Regions from separate parts of the Homo sapiens genome. Here region 2 is linked to region 1. A link is a loop called in an ENCODE intact Hi-C map of the cell type or tissue named here. Cell type or tissue: GM12878. All regions are shown on one strand.

Region 1 (5,000 bases):
GGGACCTACATGTTTTCCAATTAATTTCTTTGCATTCTTGTTCTGTGTCCCCAGTGCTTATATTTTCTGTCACTGTACTTGGAGAGAAAAACAATTGCTCACTATATATATATAAATGTTCACTATATTTTTTTGTTCATTTACAAATTGGTATAAAATTTTGGCCTAGAAAGATAACTATATTTATAATAGCACACACAAATGTAAAGTAGGTACTCTGTCATAGTTCATTTTAAATCCTAAATATATTATATACCCAAAATACATTACTTAAAATTGAAATGGAAAAATAGAAACATGATTTATTAATTATAATTATAGCTATATAATTATGTATTTATAAACTCTCAAGGCATTTACTGTATTAATTTGTAAAAAGAATTACTATCCCTAGGAAGTATATAGGTCGCAAATATCAGTAATTTCATTATATCAAACTTTTCTGTAGTGGTTGCAGACACAAATGAGTTTTGGAAATACCACAATAGTGTTGGGAGAGGCAATCTGCCCTGGGCCTTGAATGTCCCTGAATGTACTTACTGGGTATGCCAAGAATGCAAAAGCTTGACTCCACTTTACTGGGACCATTTTCCAGAGTGGGGTTTGCAGTGAGCAATCTTGAGTGACGAGGTAATGTCACCCACCAGGGCAAAGAACAAGCAGGCTTGCTTACTACTCTATTTACTAAAAGCTGGAGATTCCCAAAATCTAGCACTCTTCAGATGTCATGCAAACCCACTGTGTGCTGGGCCCATCTGAGTCCTCCATATTGCCCCCATAATCCTTGGAGGGGAGGGAAACTCATGCAAACAGATAAGTACTCCTAGCTCCTAGCTATGCCATTAGTAATGACGCTTTTCGTCTCTGATGGGAGTCTTGTGTCTTCTGCCAGCATCTGCAGCTAACTTATTACCTTGTAAATAGGGTTAATTAAATGCCAGAACTGACAAGACAGTAAAAGATGATAGGATACTGACAGAGACATAGTTTTCCTTTCTTTCTTCCTTTTATTTTTTTGAGACAGAGTCTCACTCTGTCGCCCAGGCTGGAGTGCAGTGGCGCGATCTTGGCTCACTGCAACCTCTGCCTCCCGGGTTCAAGCAATTCTTGTGCCTCAGCCTCCCAAGTAGCTGGGATTATAGGTGTGTGCCCCCATGCCTGGCTAATTTTTATATTTTTGGTAGAGACGGGGTTTCACCATGTTGGCCAGGCTGGTCACAAACTCCTGACCTCAAGTGATCTACTCACCTCGGCCTCTCAACGTTCTGGGATTACAGGCATGAGCCACTGCACCCAGCTGGAGAGACATAGTTTTCTTGAAGAGTAAGGACAAGAACCCTAGAGGCCCATTCTCAGGTATCCTTAGGTTCAAGGGTGAGAAGACCCCCTGAGATCATGCCCAGGTGGTGGGCAAGGTTAAGGGGCGAGTGACCCCAGTATTCTCTCTGTTAATGAGTCTGAATGGTGAGAGGTGGGATTAAAGCAAGCCACCCAAATAGTGCCTTTGTTTTTGCTCACCTTCCTCTGGGCAGGCAAAAGAAGGAATGGTACATGACCACGGGGGCAGCAAGCTGAAAGACCATGTGGTTGCGGCTGCAGGGCCAAGAAATCTCCAAAACAGAAATAAATGGAGAGAACAATGAAGATTTTGCTATTTGACATGGATCTTTAGGTGGATTGAAAACATTAGAAGTTCATTTGGTTGAGACATGAGTGAGCAGGTGCTCAAAAGTGAATGTGAATGCAAAACCTTGCCTAATAGGACAGAGTCAACTGTTCTATGTATCTGATTCCTGCTTTAGCCTGACTTATTTGACATTGAGGACAAAGCACTGGGTATACAGGTGGCCACTGTCTGAAGCAAAGCTGCTGGCTTAATGGTCCCTTAAATGCCTTGGCCTGGTTTGCTGATGCTTTGGCTAAGTTAAAACCCGATGGTGTCCAGTAGGGGGCAGTAGCTGTCCAACCTCAATGACAGCTCCAGGAGACTGAGTGGTAATGACCAGTTAGCCCAATGGGCTGAAATGAAAAGCCATCACCCTTACCTTAGGCAATACTCCCAAAGACTAGCCGTATTTTTACTGATTCTTGGTCTGCTAACAGTACTGTAGTCACCTGGTCTGCCACTTGGAAGACTACAGTTGGTAAATTAAAGATATTCCTGTTTGGGGCCACAAACTACAAACAAATTGTGGCTGCCAATCAGACACTTTGGGTCACTCACATAGATACCCACAGTAACAGTAAGGGCCTGCTCTCTGATAAGACCGACTGAAATCAAGTCGCTGAACAAGTCTGTATTGCCTGGTCACTGGGATTTGCCACTAGGATCCATCACTGCACTAGATAAGGCAATGAACCCACCACAATAGAATGGATACAAAGTAAAAGGTATGTTTTTCATGCAGAAGATACCACTGCATACCAGACTTATGTATCTTGCCCAGTTGGCCTCCTTTTCTTGTGGTGAAGGAGTCCACATTACATGGAGGATTGCCCTTGCCCCTTCCCAGCAGGGACCTCTGTCACCTCCTCTTGGGCTCACCTCGTGCCTTTCCACCATAGACATTTTTCAGGTTATGGTGTTGCTGCTCCACCATATGGAGTTGCTGCTCCAATCTGATTAGCCTATTCAAGCTATAGCACTGAGGACCATGTTTTGGGGTTCCTAGACCTTCTATAGTCTGACCATGATATGCCTAACAATGAGCCAATAGTTAGGTACTTAATGGACATTCCATGCTTCCTACCATCCTCAGGTATCTGGAATTGTTGAGAGCTTGGAAAGGCCTTCTTGAAAATCAACTCAAAAATGTTTCTGGCTCCACCTCTCTTACCTCCTCCTGGTCCACACTCCTGTATGAAGCAGTTTGCTTACTAACTGTGGCCACCTTCAGAAAGGGTTCATTTCATCCTTGTAGCCTCCTGGGAAATAATCAGGACAAAAGGAGTGGGGGATTATATACATCTGTTTTGAAAATTTGGGATTCTGCCTGGCCCAACCCTGGTTATCTTGCTTCTTTCTTTTTCCCAAAAGCAATCTCAGGATGGTTTGTTTCATATATCCCTTGGGTGGCAGCCAGCCAAAAGGGGGCTTAGAGATTCAAGCTTAATTTGGGTTTACCCACCTGGATTCATTTTGTTCAACTGATAAGGTCCCAGATCATAAATATCCATAATGACCATCTGATTGAGTGCCCTGCTCACTGAGTCATTCTATAGTGGTCCATATAGGCCAAAATGGAAGACATAATAGGTTTCTAAATTTGTCCCATATGTACTTACCCTTCTATAAGCTACAGGCACAAGTAGGGGATGATTGGAGAAAAGGCGAAGTTATATCTACTGGAATGGGACACATTAACTATGTGGCCAAAGAAGGAAAGCAACAACTTCAGCCCCTAGGAAGGAAACACATGAGACCTCAGGAAGTACAGGGATGGGGAGGACAATTAATACTTTCTTTGTCCTCTGGATCCGCAAGTGCATCCTGGCAAAACAAATATATAGTGAGCTACCTGAATCAAACAGCAGCTGAGGCCAGCCATCTGACCTGCGTCTGTTTTATCTCTGACCATGTGCTTGCTATGAAACAGAAAAATTCACATGGGCATTGGTGGTTCTTAATTCTTTTGCTGTGCTTGATACCATCAATGACAGCTCCTGAATGTGGACCCCGTTGTATACATGGAAGCAAAGGGACTGGCACAACCTTATTTTAATCTGATGTACACAAATCCATATGCTTCTTCTGACATGTGAGCAGCTTTGGATTATGCCATGCATGGCAACTGAAGTAACAACTACTTAGTGATACTGCCCATGTGGCTTAGACAAATCAATGTAATGGTTGATCCAAGTTTAATGACAAATCCTGAAATAAAGTGACTCTTTATTTCAGCCTCTTTAGGCTACATGTTTGTATGTAGGAAAGAGTAGGCCATGGTGTATTCCACCTTTGAGCTTGGGGGTTGCTTTTTGGCCCCTGTAATCTAGCGCCTCCTGTAACTATCTGCAACGAGGCCAAAGATTAGCATGTCAGTCTAAACTCCCTTGCATGGGTCAAAATAGATAACAGACCAGACTTAGATTACATCCTAGCTGTATAAAGTAAGATCTACTTTCTCCTCTGGGGCTTATTCACAGTTGATTTAGTCCAAGATACTGAGGGACATAGTTGATACCAATATTACAGGATGTTTTTATCCTGCTACTTGGAGTCTTGTTAAGTAAGTGCTGTATGAGACAAATTAAAGCGATGGTCCTAGTCTCTCTTGGTAAGATAAATAAAAGTAGCTGATGTAGTGGCATACTCATGTCAAGACAATGCTGGGCTGAGGGATGGGTTGTTGGAAGAGTCAATCTACCATGGGCCTGAAGCATTCCTAAACGTTCTTACTGGGTATGCCAAGAATGCAAAGTCTTGGCCACTCTTTACTTAGGTAATTTTTCAGGGTTGTGTTTGCAACAAGCAACTGGAGAGATGAGGTAATGTCTTCCTCTGGGCTTACTAAGTGCTTACTATAAAAGTGGTAGATTCCTGAAGTTCGGTGTTCCTCAGTTGTGATGAAAACCCACTGTGTGCAGCCTCTGCAACTTCCACATGTTCTCTGGGGGCAAGGGAAGCATAGACGTGGTGCTCATTCTTTTTGCTGTGTTGTGAGTAGTAAACTACTTTGTCTCTGACTGCGGAGTCTCGTATCTATTGTTAGCATCCATGAAACAGTAACAGACTAACTTCTTAGCTTATATTTAGGGTAAAATCTCATCTCAAACTCCGCAAATAATTCAATATCATTGTAATATGAAATGCATTGTAAGGGCCAGGAATGGTGGCTCATGCCTGTATCCCAGCACTTTGGGAGGCCAAGGTGGGCAGATCACTCGAGCCCAGGAGTTAGAAACCAGCCTGAGCCACATAGTGAGACCCTTTCTCTAATTAAAAAAAAAGAAAAAAGAAAAGAAATGCACTGTAAGAGGAAGTGAAAAGTAAGATCAGA
Region 2 (5,000 bases), 960 kb after region 1:
AGGTAAAAGGGCTATAAACAGAATTCCAGGTAACCAAAGTCTAGAGGGCCAGAATATGGACTCTGCAAAACACCATGTCCAAACACATAAGGGGAACGGTCTGTAAATGTCCAACACTCTCCCTACAAGTGGCTCACTCCGTGACCAGCACAGGGCCAGGTGGATTGATCTGAACAGGAGCCTCCCAGAGAAGCAGGCCCACGGTAACCCTGCCCCTCAATTTCTGTTCCATCTCACTGCTGACTCCTCCTCCTTCTCCTCCTCCTCCTGCCCCTCCACTCTCCTCCTGACAGCCAGTTGCGCATCTATTCAAAGAAGCCACAATCAGAGCCCCTCCAGTCTTTCTGCCTGCCAACCCAGCAACACCCTGTGAGGTGTGTGCCTCCCTGTCACTCAGCCTCAGCTGATGGACAAATGGGAGTACATCTGGAAGAGGTGGCCCAATAGGGAGGGTCCTGGACTTCAAGTCCCTGGAAAAGCAGCTGAGAAGCTTGAAGGCACTGGGGTCATTCAGCCTGAGAAGAAACTCAGGGGAATGCTGTCAATATCACCACATCCCTGGAGGGTTGTTAGGAGTGGAGAGGGCAGATTCACCCTGTGGGGCTCCAGAGGACAGAGGTAGGAGGGGGCAGGGTGGACACGACGGGCAGATTTTAATTCAAAATAAGGAAAGCTCCTTCTTGGGCAGAAGTATCCCAAGACAGCCCAGGATACGTCAGAACAAATGATGAGTACATTATGCTCAGGGCCAGGAAGCTCAGACTGGAGCCCCAACTCCTACCTGTGCCATATTGAGCAAGTTACTCAGTGTTCGTCATCCTACAATGGATAGAGTGATGTGTTTCTCACATATTCACTTGGAACTCCTTATAGCACCTCCAAAGGCAAACCTGAAATTCTGCAAAAGAAAAGAGTGCAAAGACCTCAGCTCCCACTTGTCCCAGTTTCAACCTTACCCATGTACAGAGATCATGATCTCAGCCATGGTAGTCACAAACAGAGCTTACAAGGGCAGCGGGTACAGAGAAAAGAGTTCTGGTCAGGAGCCAGACTAGCCTTGGCTCAAGTCCCAGCTCTGCCTCTTACCATCTTCATCTTTATCAAGATACCTTGCCTCTCTGAGCCTCAGTTTTCTTGTCTGTAAAATGAATCTGCAAGCCCCTGCCCAACCTCCTCATAGGGTTGTGACAAGGATCAAATGAGGGAGAAGAACAAGCACCTTGGAGGCCATAAGCACTTTTACCTTATCCTTATGGCAAGGATATGCTGAGGATTTCCAACTGTAATTATTTTTACCCCAGGAAGAACATGAGTAACACAATTGCATTCCATAACAAAGGTCTATTCAACAAATGTTCACTGGACACTTACTGTGAGCCAAAAACTGTGCCAGATTCTAGAGGTGCAAGCATATATAAGACAAAATTCTGTGTCCTCTGAGACTCACTGGAAAGACAACCAGTAAATTATTCAGTAAAGCAGAATGTGGTACACAGAGGTGTGTACAAGTTACAGTGAAAGCACAGAGGAGAGTGACTAGGGCTGGAGGAGGCAAGGATGGGGGCATCAAAGGAGGCAGCATTCAAAGAGAGTCTATAAGAATGAAGAGGAACATTTACAAACCTAATAATAGACTGTTGAAATGCATGAGCCAAAATGGACACAATGGAAGGGAGAAATAATACAATAACAGTCAGAAACTTCAATATCCCACTCTCAGTAATGGATAGAACAACCAGACAGAAAACAGGTGAGGAACTAAAGGGCTTGAACAACCCAAGAAAACAACTAGATCTAACAGACATACGCAGACCACTCCACTCAACAACAGAATACACATTCTTCTTATGCACACATGGGACATTCTCCAGGATAGACCATATGTTAGGCCACAAATTAAGTCACAATAGCCAACAGAGATGGAATCAACCAGAGTGTCCATCAATGGATGGATACATAAACAAAATGTGGTATTTACATTCAATGGAATGTTATTAAGCTTTAAAAAAGGAAGGAAGTTCTGACATGCAACAGCATGGATGAACTTCTAAGACTTGCTAAGTGAAAAAGTTACAAAAAGATAAATACTGTAAGATTCCACTCATACAAGTAACTTAAGGTAGTCAAATTCATAGAGACAGAAAGTAGAATGGTAGTTGCCATGGGGTGGGGAGGGATGGAGGACTAGGGGGTTATTGCTTAGGGGGTACGGAGCTGTAGTTTTGAAAGATAAGTTCTGTGGATGGATAGTGGTGAAGGTTGCACAGCGATCTGAATGTACTTAACGCCACTGGACTGAACACTCAAAAATGATTCAAATGTTAAATTTGATGTTACGTTAATTTTACCACAATTTTTTTAAATAAATACTTTTTTAAAGAAAAGAATGAGGAGAGAGTGTTCCAAGCAGTCCAGATTGGGAAGAAAAATCTAGACAAGAGAAACAGCTTATGCAAAAGCACAGAGATACAAAAGTGACTAGTGTTCTCTGGAAACAACAAAGGCATCCCCATTGTGTAAGACACACAGCGTGGCCACAGTGGGCTGGAAAAGTTCCCTGAATACCCTGCTAGGAAGTTTGGATGCCACTCTGTGGGCTCTAGGGGAATGGCATGGTCACAGCTGTGGCTTAGAACAATCCAACTAGGAGGAGAATGGGGAGGGTGGGTGGCACGAGGAGACACACAGAGCACGATACCACCTCTAGACAGACGTGAAGAGGGAAACCGCCTTCCAGACGGCCCAGCCAACCAGCCCTGTGGCCACCATCCCAGTGCTGCGGTGAGTGACTCAAGCTACTTGCCTCGAGGGGCGATCCACTGAAGGCAAGAGGGATTCCCCTGGAAACTTTGATTCTGCTGAGAGAGAAAGACTGAAACCAAAAGCAGGTGCGTTGGTGGGGCCTTGGGCGTGAAGTGCCTTTCTGCCGTGTCATTCTCCCCACACGGGGCCATCTGTTTGGGTGAGCCCCAAAGCCGATGGGGCCTTGTCTCCCCTGCAGGCCCACCCTGTGGTTTTCACCAACTGCAGGGAGGCAAGGTGGCTGCTCGAATGTGCATCCAGGCAGGAGGAGGGGGTGAGGGCCTCTGGAAAGTCTCTGAATCAAGTAAATGTGGGAAATCCCAGCTCTGTGACTTAGAAACAGGTGACCTTGGGCACTCCCAGGTCCCTATGTGGGCCTCAGTTTGCCTTTCTTAATGTGAGGAGCGTACGAATAGAGTTATAGGCTTAACTCCTAACAAGAAGTTAGACCTATTCTCCTGTTGCTTTGCCCCTCCTGTAAAAGGAGTTAGACCTACAACTCTGTTGGTACGCCCCTCCTCTGTGAAATGGAGGAGTTAGACCTGTAACTCTGTTAGTATGCCCCTGACATTAAGAAAGGCAAGAGGTTATAGACATTAATTACTACACTCATTTAAGTAATTAGACAAGCAAGCATATACACACAGACACATACAGAGACACAAACAGACACACAAGCACACACACAGAGACCACAGAGAGTCCAGAGGACAGGTGATATGGTTTGGATCTGTGTCACCACCCAAATCTCATGTCAAATGATAATCCCCAGTGTTGGAGGTGGGGCCTGGTGGGAGGTGATTGGGTCATGGAGGTGGATGCTACATGAATGGTTAATTAGCACCATGCTCATGGTGCTGTTCTCGTGATAGAGTTCTCACAAGATTTGGTTGTTTGAAAGCGTGCAGCACCTCCCTCCTCTCTCTCTCAGTCCTGCTCCTGCCATGTAAGATGCTTACTCCCACTTTGCCTTCCTCCATGAGTAAAAGCTCCCTGAGGCCCCCCAGAAGCAGATGCTGCCATGCTTCCTGTACAGCCTACAGAACCATTAGCCCATTAAACCTTTTTTCTTATAAATTACCCAGTCTCAGGTATTTCTTTTTTTGTTTGTTTGTTTTGTTTTGTTTGTTTGTTTTTTGAGACAGAGTCTCGCTCTGTCTCCCAAGCTGGAGTGCAGTGGTGCAATCTTGGCTCACTGCAAGCTCCGCCTCCTGGGTTCACACCATTCTCCTGCCTCAGCCTCCTGAGTAGCTGGGACTACAGGCGCCCATCACTACGCCCGGCTAATTTTTTGTATTTTTAGTAGAGATGGGGTTTCACCGTATCAGCCAGGATGGTCTTGATCTCCTGACCTCGTGATCTGCCTGCCTTGGCCTCCCAAAGTGCTGTGATTACAGGCATGAGCCACCACGCCAGGCAGGTATTTCTTTATAGCAGTACAAGAACAGACTAATACAACAGGCAAAGCATTCTCTTTTTTAAAATTGTTATTTTAGGTTCGGGGTATATGTGCAAGTTTGGTATATAGGTAAATTGCGTGCCACGGGGTTTTGTGCACAAATTATTTCATCACCCAGGTAATAAGCATAGTTTTCTGATCCTCATCCTCCTCCCACCCTCCACTCTCCGTCGCCTTGACTCTTAATAGTGGTCTATTTCATCTCACTTTGGCAACCTTAAGTGAGTATCTCCTCTGTGGGCTCCCTTCTCTCTCTCCCTCTTTCCAGCTCCCTTGGTTATTAACCCTTCTGCCTGCTTTCCGGGGTCCATATTTTCTTCCTCTTAGGAGTAGAGGGAGCACTCCAAGGGGCTTTGCAAACTGTGGATGGAAGGAGGAAAATGAAGACAAATCCTTCCCCACCTAACCTCAGGGTAAAAAAAAAAAAAAATCTACCAAAAAAACACACATCTTTGAGTAAAATTAGCTGCCTTTTAGCTAAAACTGGTGTGCTATTCTACTCAAAGCATCACTTGGTTTTTCCAAAGGAAGCGAGCCAAGTACAAAAATATGTATCCTCAAAGAAGAATTTGTTGAAAATTAGATTGTCAAAAGTCAATTTGCCAGAAATGTCAATTTGCCAAACGATTCACTGCATCACTGAGAATGTTTTTAACTTGATGTTGTAGTTTCACCACCATGAAAGCAAAATCACTCATGTCCTAGGTGGGCAGGCTAGCCACAAGATAATGCAGCCCTG

Evidence for each region. A loop is a pair of places that touch in the nucleus more often than their neighbours do. Peaks named below come from ENCODE experiments on the same cell type or tissue, not always from the same donor. Only the 100,000 strongest peaks of a DNase experiment are listed, where the experiment ranks them.
Region 2: a loop joins it to region 1, with 3 times the contacts of the local background. A loop is called at or near these places in 14 of 110 quality-filtered maps.

What each region holds. Positions count from the first base shown.
Region 1 is chr9:100,213,326-100,218,325 of GRCh38, reverse strand. All of the region lies in intron 3 of INVS (inversin), which reads right to left. Among named protein-coding and RNA genes, the nearest start is that of INVS, 120 kb to the right of the region's middle. In GM12878, a CTCF peak has its summit at 1,958 (motif pointing right); a DNase peak (open chromatin) is centred at 1,945.
Region 2 is chr9:99,251,901-99,256,900 of GRCh38, reverse strand. No RefSeq gene overlaps it. Among named protein-coding and RNA genes, the nearest start is that of SEC61B, 32 kb to the right of the region's middle. RefSeq lists enhancers at 2,523-2,582, 2,713-3,272. In GM12878, a CTCF peak has its summit at 2,622; DNase peaks (open chromatin) are centred at 2,860 and 3,460; H3K4me3 peaks cover 730 bases; H3K27ac peaks cover 2,252 bases.